Linked DNA regions of Mus musculus: region 2 is linked to region 1. Evidence: chromatin loops called from intact Hi-C (ENCODE). Cell type or tissue: left cerebral cortex. All regions are shown on one strand. Each heading gives the region's core, and the rest is flanking DNA. Links, peaks and the distances in the headings are about the cores only.

The links. Peaks named below come from ENCODE experiments on the same cell type or tissue, not always from the same donor. Only the 100,000 strongest peaks of a DNase experiment are listed, where the experiment ranks them.
Region 2: it touches region 1 in a loop (7-fold over the local background); 2 of 42 quality-filtered maps call a loop at or near these places.

Annotation. Positions count from the first base shown.
Region 1 is chr2:18,796,607-18,804,506 of GRCm38, reverse strand. It overlaps Carlr (cardiac and apoptosis-related long non-coding RNA), which reads left to right and starts at 2,689. Exons shown (of 1, transcript NR_131254.1): 1 at 2,689-5,262. In left cerebral cortex, for the core only: a CTCF peak has its summit at 4,422; DNase peaks (open chromatin) are centred at 3,484, 3,739, 4,460 and 6,041; H3K4me3 peaks cover 1,967 bases; H3K27ac peaks cover 1,571 bases.
Region 2 is chr2:18,689,736-18,697,635 of GRCm38, reverse strand. It overlaps Gm46725, which reads left to right and starts at 6,905. Exons shown (of 1, transcript XM_017319362.1): 1 at 6,905-7,900. The coding sequence starts at 6,905. The coding sequence ends at 7,816. It also overlaps a transcript of Spag6 not described here. In left cerebral cortex, for the core only: a CTCF peak has its summit at 3,503; DNase peaks (open chromatin) are centred at 2,342 and 3,462; H3K4me3 peaks cover 1,754 bases; H3K27ac peaks cover 1,272 bases.

The DNA.
Region 1 (7,900 bases), core at 1,124-6,123:
GCTATGTGTGAGGCGCTCAGCAGAGTGTGTGCAGTAAGCTCTCAGCAGAGTGTGTGTAGTAAGGGTTGCCTGACTCTTGCCATTGCCAAGTCGGCTCACTTTGGTGAACAGAAGCTCATGACTTGCTGTCATGTATATGGAAGTACTTTGCAAAAATGCTCAAATTTCCAATTGCTTATACCCACTTCCTTCTACAGTCTCCTCCCTCATCCCACTATTTTTCATGACAGCAGGCTGAGGACCTGGGACACTATAAGCAGCATATAGGAAAACCTAATCAAGAGAGACTATATTAATTCTCTCAGTTCCCAGGCTTGTCGTCTTAAGCCTCCACCAGGTGTGAGGTGTAGATGGGTGTTGGTCAGAGTGTGGATGGAGGGTGTATCTGGCTATCTGTGCTATATAAATGCAGGCATTGTGACAAATCCAAGACAAGTGAATATATACATAGAGCACACTGAAGCTTCACAGTGGAGCCAGGTCCATTGCCCGGGCCTACGGTCAGTCAGAGATTCATCTTGGAAAGATGCACTGTAAAGCCTTCAGTCCTGAAACTGACAGTGATCTCCAGTCAGTCCTTTGCTTTACAGTGTGACCAGAGCCCACACTCCCCCTACCTCTGAAAGCAACCCCTCGCTTCCTGTGGCCTCTGCTTCATCTGTCTGAGTTAAAAGCAGCATTTGCAAGATGCAGAAGTTGGTTCCACCTGAAGTCCTACAACAATGGAGGTAGTGCAAAGGCTGGATAAGGCAGCAAGAGTTCTTGTTCGGTCTAGTTCTCCATGGTGCCACAAAGCCAAGCCCAGCCAGGCTCACCCAGCCCATGACAGACATAGCAGCTTTCTGGGCCCTGTTCTAGTATTGCATCAACTTGGGGTAAGTCTGGGATCTCAGAATTCAAAAGACAGCTTTCAGAGCCTTTTACTGCCAGGGAAGATGAGTTGTGGGTAGGGTTTCTCAGAGACAAGTACAAGTTGGTACATGACTTTGATTTTTATCAAGTTAAACTATGCAATACAAAATGCCAAGGGGACAGGCAGATGTGTAAGTATGGATGTGGGTGAGTACGAGAGAGAGAAAAGGTGTATGTGTGAGAGATAGCTCAAGACTATCATTAATGGAGAAATTCTTTTCTCTCAGCCGTGTGCAACTATTCTTGGTTGAAATAAAAGACCGATCAAGAAAAGCCTAGAAAACTCCCACTAGGTTTCCAGCTGGAGAACAAGAGGCTTTTGTGGCTGCCTGTTCTCATTATTCCCGCCTTCACTCACTGCAGCAGAAAAGGCAGATGGGGAGCAAGAGTCCCTCCAGAAAGGCTCTGTCCTGATTCGGAGCCCAGAACCCCTTCAGAGGACGCTGAGGCGCATTCTCATACTGTTGCTCTGGGTCACTTGACATTGGTACTGAGCATCTGAAAAGTGGCAAAGTGCGGGATAGTAATTTTTTTAAACCTGCCTGCCTGCCCAAATGCCCATCAACTGCCCCCACATCTGTCTTGCTCCGCCCACATCTGTCTTGCTCCACCCACATCTGTCTTGCTCCACCCACATCTGTCTTGCTCTATGCTCAGTCAGGCTCCTGCTCATCATTTAGCCTCTTTCCCATTCTGGGGGCCTCAGGTTGGGTGGTAGCACAGCTAGGAAGTGACAAAGCCAAAGCTGGTCTGCTGCAGTTCTTCTAACCACCCAAGACAGGTTTCCCAGCTCTGGGCCTGGGCCAAATATTTGCTGCTGGTCTAGAGGCTATGTCAGTGGTTCTCAACCCTTTGGGCAAACCTCTATCTCCATAAATGTTTACATTATGATTAATACCAGTAGCAGAATTACAGTTATGAAGTAGCAACGAAAATAATTTTACGGCTGGGGTCACCACATTGTGAGAAACTGGATTAAAGGGGAGGTTGAGAACCACTGATCTATGTGAATTATATAGGAAATGTTAGTTTTGCCAAAAAGTAAAACTGATCTTGCCTCTAAAACCCCACCAGAAACTACCTACCTACTGTAGTGAGTCCTGAAGTATCTGAAGTGGATTCCTTTCTGGTGATTTCAGTAGATGGTTGGGCTTTGGGAAACTCCAGTGACTGCCACTTTGACCACTAATCTTTCAGATTGTGAAAGTTTCCTATAATTGGACTTCTGTGACAGATCTGCATTTTTAACTAAAATATATTCAGTGTTAATTTATCTACTGGAGAATATTACCTAAATTCTTAGTGTTTTGAACATTTCTTTTGATGCAACTCAAATGGTTATCATGTAAATATACAATTATATTTAATATTTTGCTTCATTTTTTTGAAGCAGCGTCTACATAGCCCAGACTGTCCTCTAATTTGCAGTCCTCCTGTCTCACCCAGAGTGCTAGGATTACATGAATATGCATGCTATTGTGCCCCTTTAGCAGTTACATTTGTAAATGATCCTGATCGCATGAGCACAGACACAATCTATCCGCCTTAGGCAGCTGTTTGTGGGTACCCAGGAGCTAAAATCAACTGAATTACAGCTGCTTCTCATAGACTTTGACAGTGCCTTAGAAATCAATCTGCACCAGGACAAAGCAGACCTAAAACACATCAGGAATACTGTTCCCTGTGGTTTGCTGACCTCCCCTGAATTAGCAAGGCTGGGCGCTGGTGCTGGTGATTAGGGTCCTCCTAAGCTCCCCCCGCCCCCCAGTCTGTAGAGGAAAAACCGCAGAGCTAAGGTGCTAGAGGGACCATAGACTGCGCTGCAGAAGCCAGGCGCACTCTATAGCCAGGGGACTGAACTAGAGAAGATCTGGGCATTGCCCACCAGTGCAGGACTGGATGTCCAGCTTGTTAATCAAAGACCTTGGACCTAAGCTTAAGCTTCAGCATCGTGGATCTCGAGCGCGGGAAGGACAGTGAACTGCAAGCTACCACGACCTCTCTCTCCTCCCACCTGCGACCCAGGGAAGAAAGCTCAGAGCCCTCAGCTCCAGGCTTGGAGCTTTCTTGACACCGAATTCTAGATGCACCAGGAAGAGCCCTGGCAAGGAGCGGGCTGCGCAGGTAGGGACAAGGGTGGTGTCCCAGTGCAGCCCGATCAAGTAATCCCAAGGGAGCCTGCCTGCCACAGTGGAGCGGTGTGGGCTGCTTTCCCGGTGAGGGGATGAAGAGACCCTTCCCTTGAGTCAGATGTCGTCATTTGCTGGGCGAATTCCGTGCCCCACAAGGGCCACCCTTATCTGACAAACCCCTATAGGCTACTGGGGACTTAGGGAAAAGAGATGGAGGCAGAATCCTTTGGTAGTAGGGAGTACCAGGTTCAGGGAAAGGGAGCAGAAGACTGCCCCGAACCTAGGCATCCAGTGTAAGGAGAGGCGTCATTGCTCTAAGGATGATTTTAAACCGCGCAGAGACGCAGCATATGGTTTCCAGGTTTGGCGGCACAACACAGAAGACTTTGAGCCGAAGGGGCCTCCAGACACGGAAACTAAATAATCCCGATTTAGAGAGGCCCGAGTAGCAGGAGGCTGGATTTTTGGTTAAGCTACAATTAAGAGAAGATAATTAAGCCCGGAGCCGTGCAGCTTATTAATATTTATAGCTCTCGGAGTGAGAGGGCCTTTGCCACGCAGGAGAGGAACCCGAGCCTTTCAGGCCAGGGGCTTCGCAATGACTGGGAATGAGAAAGGGCGAAATGGGGTGAATCTGTCTCTGCGCTTCTCCCTTAATTACCGGAGCAGGAAAGTCAGTCGGGAGAGAAGGTGGTCGAATGACTCTGTCTCAGGGGCTGCGAAGAGAGATGGCTATCTCCAGTCCGGATCCCATCTCTTCCTTCAGGACCCCAACCGTGCCTTTAAGTGTCCCTGACTCCCAGGATTGAGGGCTAGTAAAGGAAACGATTTTGTAACGAAGATTCCGGGAGAATTTTCTTTTCCTCCCAGCCTTAACGTCACGCCGCAGGGGACACGGTGATTAAGTGCTGTCCTGGCTGAGGGATGGCCCTGCAAGCCCACACACTGGCCTCGAACTTGCTCATGTACGGTTTGTGGGATTCCGGGAGGCAGATCCTGCCCGCCCCGCACGGCCCCCCGCAGGATCCCGGAGGGCCGCTGCGGGTCAGGCCTTTGATTCCCGTACCGCTGCGGTGGCAGGCGGAGGGGCTTCACCCGTACTCCGACCTTCCCCGCGGTCTGCTGCCTGCGAGACACCGTGCCACCCACCACTGAGGATGAAGTAGGGAGCTTCAGCAATTTGCACTAAACGTAATTTCTGCTGCTCTTGAGCCCGGATGGATGGAGGTGGGTGGAGGAGGGGCGGATGCCCTGAGCCTTTGCTCTCCACCCCCCTCGCCTCCCCTTGCTAGCCTCCAGCGGCCTCCGCAGTAGCAGCCTCGGTGTCTGGTGCAGATCGATTCTCCGTAATAAACGCGGGGTTCCGCGGGGGGCGCCACTGCGGTTCCCATGGCAACCTTTGCTTCACTGCAGTCCAGGATTCTTGGTCACCCGTGCTAAATAATCTGAGGATGGAGCTGTTTGCGGTGACCGCTGTAGCGGCCAGCCTCTTCCTACTCCTGCTTTTCCTGGTCTTCATCTCGATCTACGTTGGCTCTAATCCTGGCCCACAACCTCTGTCCCAAAACTGTTAATTGAAGAAGAAAGGGGGTGGCGATTTGTCCTTGTCGCGAGGCGTGGTTCCGATGGAGCTGCGTACTGCAAAAGATTCTCCCAAGGAAGACGCATCTCTACCCAGGCCAGATGTGGAGACACCAGACATTCTTGGAGAGATGTGCCCAGCTCATCCAAGCAGCTGCAAGGGCTGATTAGCATTGAGACCAGCGAAGGACAAGGAAGGATTCCTGTGTGTCCCTGTGTGTCAAGGGAAAGATCAACGGGATTTAAGTATGATGATTGTGGGTTATAGCATAAAGGCTTGCTTAACAAAGAGATGTCGATGGCATAAGTGAGTTATTTTTACACATCTGTATACACACACCAGAAAAGGAAATGTTTTGGTAGGCACAAGTGAATTTTCTCTCTATAAAAAACGTGCAGTTCACGGATGGTGGATTTTAAGCACGTGTTGGTGATGTTAATTTACAGTAATGATTATTCTGTTCTGAAAATGAAACCATACCATCTCTTTTTTTACCATACCACACCTTTTAACATTAGCCTGGATACATAATAGCGTAGCTCTAGCGACCATCTCAGCTGTTGTATCAAAGGAAAGTGATCCTGGTAGAGGAGTATTTATTCTGCAACAATGCCAAATAAAATTTGAAAACAAAAACCCCTTCTCTGGCTACTTCACACTGGCTGAAATAATGTACTCTGGTATTTTATGTTCATTTTCTCGACTTTCATTCAATGTCCTCACAAATGACACATCATCATGTTCCTTCTTATTATTCATGTTTTTATTTTTAGAAGCAAACCTTTAAAATTTTCAGAATAGTTGTAGACTTAGAGAAAAGTTGCTCAGTCCCGCACTGCCCTGCCTTCAGGGTTTTCCATCCTCAGCATTAGTCATGATTAACTACATTGGTGTGGGGGCATTTGTCACCACTAATGAACTAACGTTAACACGTCATTATTAACCACGCTTCATATTTCATTGGATTTCATTAACTTTTCACTTCCTTTTTCTGTTTTTGGATCCCATTCAGGCTACATCACATTATGGTTAGTTCTCCTGTCTCCTTCAAGAAGCTGAGAGAGCTTTGTAGTTTATGACCTTCAGAGTCAGAATAATTTTTTGCATCGATAGAAGTATGATTTACAAAGTGACATGCAAATGGCTCAAAACACAGTCGCATGAGTTTTAACCAGTGAGTCCACCTACGTTACTCTTGTACAGAGAACATCAAACCCAATGTTTAGAATATTGTCTCACATATTTGCAGTTGTATTTGTGATGTTTTCCCATTCATAACTGCAATCCCATAACCGTTTTCTCAGCATCTTTCAAGTCCATCCTACTATGCAAAATTGCTCAATTTCCAAGGATGTTAAAAAGCTGTTAACCTGATGGTAGCTTAATGAGTATTGATCATTTACCTTGAATAATAATCTTTTGGAAACAATTTTAGGCTACTGACCTATGTTCTAAAACACCAACCCCCACCCCCAACCCTCAGGGATCCCAGACAGGCAGCTTGAAACCAGGAAAATCCGGAAGCCAGTCTGAGAAGCTCACAGGATTGCTGGGCAATTTTAACAACAGCCTCCTTGGCTTGTAGATTTTAATATTGAAGCAATAATTAATGTATTTATTCATGCACAGCTCTTGGGGGACTTGTTTTTAAGTACCACATCTGTAATTTTGTCATAGCTTGCTGGCTTTCCTAATTGTTAAAAAAAAAAAAAAAACACATTTTCTTAACTCTTGAGACTTTGAGGCATGAGATAAATAGCAAAGATGTATTTTTCAGAGATACAAACCAACAGAACTGGCATTTAACAATGAAGAACGCAGTCACCATGGCCATAACGTCATTGTGAGCACGGCTGCTGGAATCCAGAGCGTGACACACTCTAAGCGGATAATAATGAAAGCCTGCAATAATAGGCTCCGATTGCTCCGCACTACTATGGTGTCACTACACAGCTTTCCTTGTTAGCAATACAAAGTAGCGGCATCCAAAACCACAAAACAACAAAGCTATGCTTTTACCATTCACCAACAGCTGCTGTTTGTGTTGATGTTTTGTTAAAAATAGATAAAATAAAATAAAATAAAATAAAAAGATAGGTAAGAACGCCACCACAAACCTGCCCGGGCTGTGAGGTGCAGACTCTCTGACCAAATTCAGTTGAAGCTGGTCAGGCCAGATTTTCCTCAGTGGATTCCAGAAACTGCCCTGTAGAAGGTGGTTTATGTCTTCCTACCTTTTTTAAGTCAGGTGGTATTTATGCCAACACATTTCTGGCCCACATTTTCTCTCCCATCCCACAATTAAAAGCAAAACCAGCCAAAGTTACAAAGTTGATACTGTATGGGCTGTCAGGAGAAAAACAGATTAGTATTTTGCCATGACAGAAGCTTTTAAAAAAATCTTTGTAATTTAGCATTAGAGTAGACATAGTCTGTCTACACCACAAATTTCAGTTCTTATTCAGATCAAGTAACATAAATAAATGCCTTCCAGAATGATAGTTTGGAAAGAAAAGAGAAAATAAAATTTTGAGAAGTAATGCTTTCCTTGTAAAATCCCATTTATTTAATCGTGGCTGAAAAGGAGAACATTAAACACTGCAGCATGTGCTATTTTGTTGGTTGTCTGAAATTGGGTAACAATCAGAAATAATAAAGTATCTGAGCATGTGCATGGATATACACATACAGATACATACACCAGAAATAAAATTCTGATTTTGCCCTGCATGCCCCCAAAATCACATATCCTAGCTGCTGTCCCCCATGGTCTGAGATCCAGCTGGAACATAGGTTTGATCACATACACACCAGTACACAACACTGATGAGCAAGTGTGCACCCTGGAGAAAAACAGTCAATCCACATCTGGTACCTCCACCGACTCAGGAGACCGTAAGCATGTCCGTTCTCATGTAATCAAAGTTTAATTGTGTATGAGTGTTTTGGCAACATGTATATCTGTGTACCAGGTCACACAGAGGTCAGAAGAGTGTGCCATGATCCTTGGAACTGGAATAACAGATGGTTGTGAGACACCAGGTAGGTGCTGGGAATTGCACCTGGTCCTTTGCAGGAGCAACAACTGGTCCTCTGAGAGAGAAACAATTGCTCTAGACCACTGAGCCATCTCTCCAGCCCCTAAGCATGTCTTTTAACTGCTCTGGGTCCCAGTATCCTCAACTGTGAAACAGGGTTAATAATACATAAATTTCATACAGTTGTTAGGATCAAATAAAAGATTCAGGGTGAAGCAGCTAACAGCTAAGAACCT
Region 2 (7,900 bases), core at 1,253-6,252, 110 kb after region 1:
ATTGCTACACCCTCCATTTTTAGTAAGTGCTTTGCTCTTTATTTTCTATGTTCTATTTATTTTCTACTTTAAACTTGTTAGGAATTCAATAACCTCCATATGGGATGCTAGGTTTTAAAAGTCAAGTAGAAAAAATATTTAAAACTATAAAGTCTGTATTCATGAACAATGCCCATTAGTAGAATTTATTATCCTGTTGAAACACATTATAGGATGCCTATTTCATATCTGAACAAGCTAGATGGAGTAAAGAAGTTATCTTTGTTTTTATCAGTCCCCCCCCAAGGCCCTTTAAAGTTCAATGAAGAAATATAAGATAATGATCATAATGTACCCATAAGTGGAATTGTTGGTAATTTAAATATAACATATAGTGAAGAGATTACTGTAACTGAAAAGAAAGCCATTCTATATTTCCTGACCCATATTCTTTTTTTTAATTGGATATTTTTGTTATTACTTTTCAAATGTTATCCCCTTTCCAGGTCCCCCCCCCCAGCCCCTGCCCTATCCTCCCTCCCCCTGCTTCTATGAGGGTGTTCCTCCACTCACCCACCACTCCCACCTCCCCACCCTCAGTTCCCCTACACTGGGGCATCCAGCAAGCCTTCATAGGACTAAGGACCTCTCCTCCCACTGATGCCTGACAAGGCCATCCTCTGCAATGTGTGCAGCTGGAGCCATGTGTACTCTTTGGTGATGGCTTAGTCCCTGGAAGCTCTTGGGGGACTGGTTGGTTGGTATTGTTGTTCTTCTTTTGGGGTTGCAATCCCCTTCAATTCCTTTGGTTCTGACCCATTTTCAATGTACTAACTTTAAGACAAAATGTATCTCTATTTTACATAGTTACATGAATGTTCCAAGACCACATATAAACCTTTAAGCTAATGCTTAAATGAAGAACTACTCAAAAGAATATTTAAGGTATTATCAAACTAAGATCATTGTTCTTAAAGCACCAGTGGAATTTAAAGGTGTCTCATGAACTTGCCAAATAAAACTATGCATTTGACTGGTAGTGAAATATTCACTTGAAAACCTGTTTTAGTGAAAAGTTTGGAAGGCTTTGCTTCCTTTTGGGAAAGGCTAGTAATACAATCTCAAAGTTATTCCCTACTTATTTATGAAAATGACACTGAAACCCCAAAAGTACAAAACCAGTTTTTTAATCTTGTTCTGTTTCTATTTACAAATTTCCTCTGAGAATCCAGAAAATTCCACTATTGTGGGGCTATATGCTACTCATGAGTAAAAGGTAGTTTTAACACGTTTCTTTTCTAGTTCCTCACTGAATTTTACAAGGTAAAGTTCTCTATTTCAGAAGCCTGTTGAGGTACTTAAAGTGTGCAGATATTCTCCTTTTAAGCTGAACACATAACAATATCCCTGTGTTTCAGACACTTTGCTCTTGAGAGAATGTGCCTGTCTTCCAGAGCATGAAGGAGAAAAAATAATTTATTCTCCATGTAATTCAGTCTATATTAATTCAACATGTGTATGCCTACTATTGATTTCAGGTCTATAATCATTCCAAATTTTGTGTTTGAGGAGCAAAGATGAGAGGGTTTGAGTAAGGTAGGGATTGGCGAACTATCCAGACAGTTTAAAACTAGGAAAAACTTATTAACAGAACGGAGTCTGCTTTATATAGATATGAAATCTTTTCCATTCAAACATGTTGGCAATTTTTCAAAGGCGTTCCATTGGTAGCTGTCATTTGTCATTTTGTGAACTTCAACGATCCTTTTGCCAACATCGACTGCAAAATCACTGAAGTAGCTTCACTCCAATTGGCAGAAGTACTATGTGCTCCACAGCGGCCAAATAGGTGGGTTCAGATGTGATCTTAATGAAGAAAGCAAACCTAGGGCTATCTGAATTATGACAGTCCTTGTTGAAGTGTAAGTATCAGGTTTTTGCAGTCAGGTGTGAGCACACCATTCAGTTGTGCCAGCAAATTTGCTCCCAGAGCAAAGATGTGGAACTTCGCTAGAGAGTGGAAGGCTGACATTTCTCAGTGTATGCTGTACTTGTATTTTATTCGTATTTGACTTTACTTCTCAAGTATTTTACGGTCAACCTCGTATGTCTTAAGGGTCTAGTAGTGTTTTTCAGGCCAGTACAATGTCAAGGTGACAGTGACTAGCCCGGCAGAGCTAGATCCACCAACACATGGCTTTCCCTATTCCCCCACCCGCCCCACCCCCAAGTGCCTGGGTGAATGCTAAGCTCCAAGGCATTTGGTTCCCTCCCAAGGAAAGCTATGATCAGAGTGATGACTTCACTGCTCCCACCCCACCCCCGAAAAACCAAGGAGCATTGTGGTGATTACTAAATAAATCTACGTTTTAAATGTAGGAGTCAACCAGCGTAATATGCTGTAACATGCAGAGCAAAGCAAATTATTGCTGCGCAGTATATGCATGTAAGCATCCTACTTACGAGAGCTTTCTTTATTAAAACTTGCTCCAAAGCCAGCATGGCTAGAAAGAAAACACTGTGAACGCTCTACATTTAAAATTATCTGCCACCATCTCAAGACCCCCCCCCGCCCCCCGCCATGCCTCCCAAATTTTATTGTTGGACTTTTCTTAGAAATCGTGGGAATTTGCACTCCGGTGCTTAAAATTCTCTTATTATTGTTGTACCAAACACAAGAGACAATCCTGGAAGGTGCTTCGCTGCAGACTACCCTGGCGTCTATGGACGGACGCCACGCACCGCTCAGGTGCAGGTCCCCCAGAGGAGGCTATGCGGTCTAGACCCAAGGTTGATGGGGTGGGGGTGGGGGTGGGTGCTGGGGGCGAGGTGCGGGTGGATCAAGTGCCACCGGTGTGCTAGAGTCTCCGAAGAGAGGGGCGCGCCCGTGGTTCGTGACCAGCATCAACAAGCCCGGCTGGGCTGAGGGCAAGGCCCCGGCCTCCTCTGCGTTTTCACTCGCCCAAAGTTTCTCTAGCTCCCAGGAGCATCCTCGGAACCTCAGGCTCAGGAGAGGGCAGCGGGGTGGGGACATGGGGGCAGAGTGGGAAGAACAGCCCACGAGGTCACGGGGACGCGCGGGGGCAGGGCGGGGAGCGCCTGGGGCACCGGGAAGGGAGGGAGCGCGCGGGCGGAGTGCGGAAGCGTCTGGTCGCGTACCCCGCCTGCCTCCACGGCCTCCGGTCCCCGCTCTGGCCTCCGGCCGCTCTCGGGCCTTGGAGCCTGCGGGGCTGACCGAAGAGAGGCCTCTCCTTCCCTTTGGGTTAGGTGGCCAGGCCTCCTTTGCAAGTCGCTAGGAGTCTCGGCAGGAGTCGCCGCCTCCCCCCAACCTTTCCGGCGGTGCGCCTGGGAAGAGCGCGGCCAGGACGCGGGCGAGGCCTCCGCCGACTCGGCCCAGAACCGAGAGGCCAGGCCGCAGCCTGGGAGCAACCAAGAAACGCCCCGCGGCCGCTAGGCTGGGCCTGCCGGGCGGGTCTCCTCCGGGGACGCTCCCAAGCGGCGGGCAGGGTTGGGAAGTGCTCCAGGTCCCTTTGCCAGGACTGTGTGAGAACCCTGCGAGGTCCCCCGCAGCCAGCTCAGTTCACCCGGGGCGTACACCGGGTCCCAGAGGAAGGGACCAGACACAGTAGCTTATTTAGGAGGGGAGAGGAGGAGAAGGGTGACGGTGCAGCTGCACCTCAATGCGCATGTGCGAGGTTCCAATTTTTTTTTTTTTTTTTTTTACTTTTGCGGTTCTTTCTCAGACTAGTCTCAAGCCAAAATGAACACTGATTATTTCAGAAACTGATTGTTTGTGTGAGCTGACTCCTGAAAGTCACTGCAAACGTACAGAAAGGGTTTGCGAGGTTTCTGAAACCTTTGAAGTAAAAATAGCATCTCTTGTTTATCAGTTCTGCAGGTCTAGTTCCTCTAACAGAAATGGTCAGTGAAATCCGCTGAAATGTAGAGTGAATCCGAGGACCCTATAGCACATCTCATCCCTACAAAGAACATACACTGTCATTAATTATTGTTTCAGAAGTAGTGCAAATATTCTAAACTGAATTACTTTCTATTCCACTATTAACCCATTTTTAACTTTACAGTGAATAATAAACGTCATTTGTGTTATTCTCAAATAAGCAACTCAAAAGATCATTCATATGAAGAAAGTATGATTACCTTTCCCAGTGATGAGGAAAAAAATGTAGTCATAAAGAAGACAATTGCAAGGGAATGCTTTCTATTCTTCAAACCTTGCTTTCCTGGTGAAACAATGTGGAATTGCTTATCGTTTTATTTATAAAGCAAAGCTACAGTTCTTGAAAGTTTCCAAATAATCTCAGTATTTTTATAGACACATCCCAAATAGAAGCAGCCGATGAAATCTTGGTCATACCAAGGACATTTGATGTCCAGAGTGGAGAGCAACTTGTAAAAACCATTGGGTTTTTTTGTTTGTTTGTTTTGTTTTGTTTTTTTAAGTGATGTGTAAAATGCAAATATGGGGGCAGAAACTTAGGAAGAGTGCCAAGTGGCCAGCATTAGTTCTCTTTCTGGGAAAGGGTATTCCCAGAACCATTGCAAACCAAGATAACAGAGTGAGCTTGGATTGCTCTAGTGTACACCATTAAGTTTAGAAAGCCTATATGTGCTATATTAAATTGCATAAAATACATTTTCCTAAGCCTAGATTAAAGATCCCTCCAAATATCCAGGAAAAGGCTACTCTATTGTGATGGGCTAAAATGTGTTCTCTGAAGTGGAGGCATGCTAATAAATGAATTCTTTGATCAGAAATGATCATTTGGTAAACTAAGCAGATCCCACCGACTCTGATAGCCTCTTTCTCCTCTGGAAAAAATGATGAGTTTGAGGAAACCCCCAGTGAAGATCCTTTAAGAAAACTGTCATGACACATATAGAAACAGCTGGTAAGCACATTTTCTAAAGTTTGCACTGACTTTTCAGTTCTTCAGTTACACTGGGGAACAAATTGTAATGAATCATGTTCAGAGCTAAAATCACTCCCATGAACTAATTACTGATAACACTAATGTGTCTGATTTCTGAACAGTTAAAGGTTGTGTCATTGTATCTTCCCATTAAGATGAAACCCTGAACCTCTGGGAAGTGAACCTGCTGAGCATAGGAGGGTTTTGTTTGTTTGTTTGTTATTTTTGTTTTTAATTGGGAAGGCTGGAAAGGAGTCAAAATGTGAATGGCGAGAGTCTATAGAATTGCACTTGCTCCACTTTTTTGAGAGTCCTTTGTGCATGCTGTATGGAAGTGGCATGGCTTATCAGTCCTAACTGTTTGGTGTTTGAGTCTCAGAGAAGTTGCACAGCAGTAAGAGTGCAGCCTCAAAAGCAATAGTGCTAGGGTTCAGTGTAAACACAACAGTAAAACCCAGCATTATTCAGATCCAAAGTGATGATTCACATGAATATGAATGCACTTTGATCTCATCCTTCAATTCTCCCAAGACCCAGTTGTGAGGAAAAGGAAAACAACCTCAAGTTGGCACTTTCCTTTCTTGAAAGGGGGCAGAACTTTTCACTACAGCCTTGCCTCCCTATGTTTAAGGTGTGACTGGAGTGGTTGGGCAAAACACAGCTTTAGGTTGCCTGTAGGAACCAAGGAGGGCTGACTTTCTTTTTTTTTTTTTTTTTTTTTTTGAAGTACACTATCTTAAAGAACTTGGCATTTGGAAGGCTTGAATGTGAACACTTTCTCTGCCTGTGAGTCATTTTGGAATATATTGAGTTTACCATCATATATGAATAAGACATTGTAATTTATTATACCTTAACTTTTATTGCATAGGTCAAAGTGTCATGTCTTAGAAGATCTAGCCTTTTGAGCATTCTCATAAAACTAGAGACAGTTGGTGAGAAAGTATGAAAGTATGAAACCAAATTTTAAAAATCCTATTAATGGACATTTAAGCAAATATTTAGACTTTGAGTGAGAAATGAGCAATGTTACAAATTCCTGTGTACAGGGTATCTCAGAATCCTGAAACGTTGGTCAGGTGTTTTAAAATACAACCCACAATGTTTGAAATATAATTAAGTTAAAATATGTGTAGATGAGTGTATCTGGATAATGCCTTTAACTGAGAAAGACGCTGACTTTTTCAGCGAGTCTATTAAATATATTCAAGATTGTGCTCATTAATACTAAGTTTTTGCTTTCTACTAAAGATAGTTGATTTCCTCTGGAAATCTGACCAATATTTGTTGTTATAAAATGGATTCCTGAGCATACAAAGGTTAATGAGACAGGTGCTTGTCGCCCAGGAATTCTGAACTTAGTCACATCATTTGCAACTTAGGTGAAATTTAAATCCACAAAACCACGCAGCTAAATGTAATAGCTACTTAAGTCCAGGGCAAGTATTAAGACCCAAAGAAATTTGGCAATGTGTATTACACGATTGTAGTTAAATAAAAATATTTAGCAGCATACTTTAAAGATCTTTCCTCAGTAATACCGGTGTGAAACACTAAGATTTTTGTTTTGAAAAGTTAGCGTCCTAGAAACACACAAACACATATGCAAGCACGCACGCACACGTAGGGCAGGGGAGCGAAACTTTATGCAACCCCTGAGTCTTCACTGATTAAAAGCTGCTATGGTTCATCAAATAAAATCGCGTGGAGGTGAGGTGCTCTATCCATTTAATAAATAAGAAGAACCAAGAACCTGCTTGCAGTATTTGAGTCAGTGCACGCAATTAAAGATTTGTGATACACAAAGAAGGAAAACTGTAGGTGTATGTATGCCTCTAAGGAAAGCCACCTCTTACCAAGAGAAAGTACCATGTCAGTTTTGTTAGAAAGGTATTGATCATTTTGGTGTCGCATTATTTGGCCCCATCCTTGTTCCAATTTACTGGCTTTTGAAAGGGGATTTTTGACTTAAATTGGAGAAGAGGGAACCTATGCCTTGTGCTCAGGAAAACGCCCGCAACTCCAAGAAAGTGTGGGTTCTGCCTACGGCGCAGTGTGTGCTGGCAGCTGCCCCTTTTGTTTGCCATGGGGGCAGGGCTAAGCCCGAGACTCTGGCTTTTGAGCCCAGCCTAGGGTACTGGAGGGTGAGGGCCAGGGTCTGGAAGAGAGCTGTCACCGCAGGCCACCCCCAGATACAGAAGCTCAATCCCGAAGATTTCCCCGCGGCTGTGGCCGGGGCGGGAGAATCGCCGTCGTGTGGTTGCTACTGGCAACCGAGCCTCCGCCGAGCGCAGCCTGCAGCCTCGGGAGGAAGGTGGCGAGGAAAGCGGCTTCGGCGCGGAGGGCGCTCAGTCCCGGCCCCCCACAGGACGGTCGCCCACGCCAGCTCCCAGAGGCCCTCCGCCCCCGTTGCCGCAGCTGTGCTCGGCGAGGAGCCGGAGGCCTCTGCGCTCAGCAGCGGCGCGGCCTCGCAAGCGTCAAAAAATCCCGGCGCCCTCCGTGAAAGCAACATGGCAGCCGGGACTGCAGCCCCTCGGCACCGGGAACGCCAACGGATCGCGCCCGTCCCGGGTGTTCGCGCCTTGAGCAGGGTGCTGCCCCCGGCCCGCAGCCCACCGTGCTCAGAGTGGCTGAGGAGTCGCCCTTTGTTCTCCTCCCGGTGGCCTACTCTTGCTCCGGGGTCTCGACCCTGCGACGCCTCCATGGGGGGGGGTGGGTGGTGGGAGGGGGATCGGCCGCTGGACGCAAAGTCCTGCGTCCCCCGCGGGCCGCCACTGGCCGTGTGGCTTCTCTCCCCACAGTTTAGGTTCCCAGTTCCCCCGCTCACATCTCGGAGGTGTGAGGTGGGAGACTGGGGTGGGGATCACGGGCGGGAACCTAGACATGCTCCTCAGCAACAGTGAAATAAGACCTTCAGTAGTGGGCAGAGGACAGCTGGGCTCCATTCTCTGTCACACCGGCCCCTGGGTACAAAGGTCCGAGGAAAG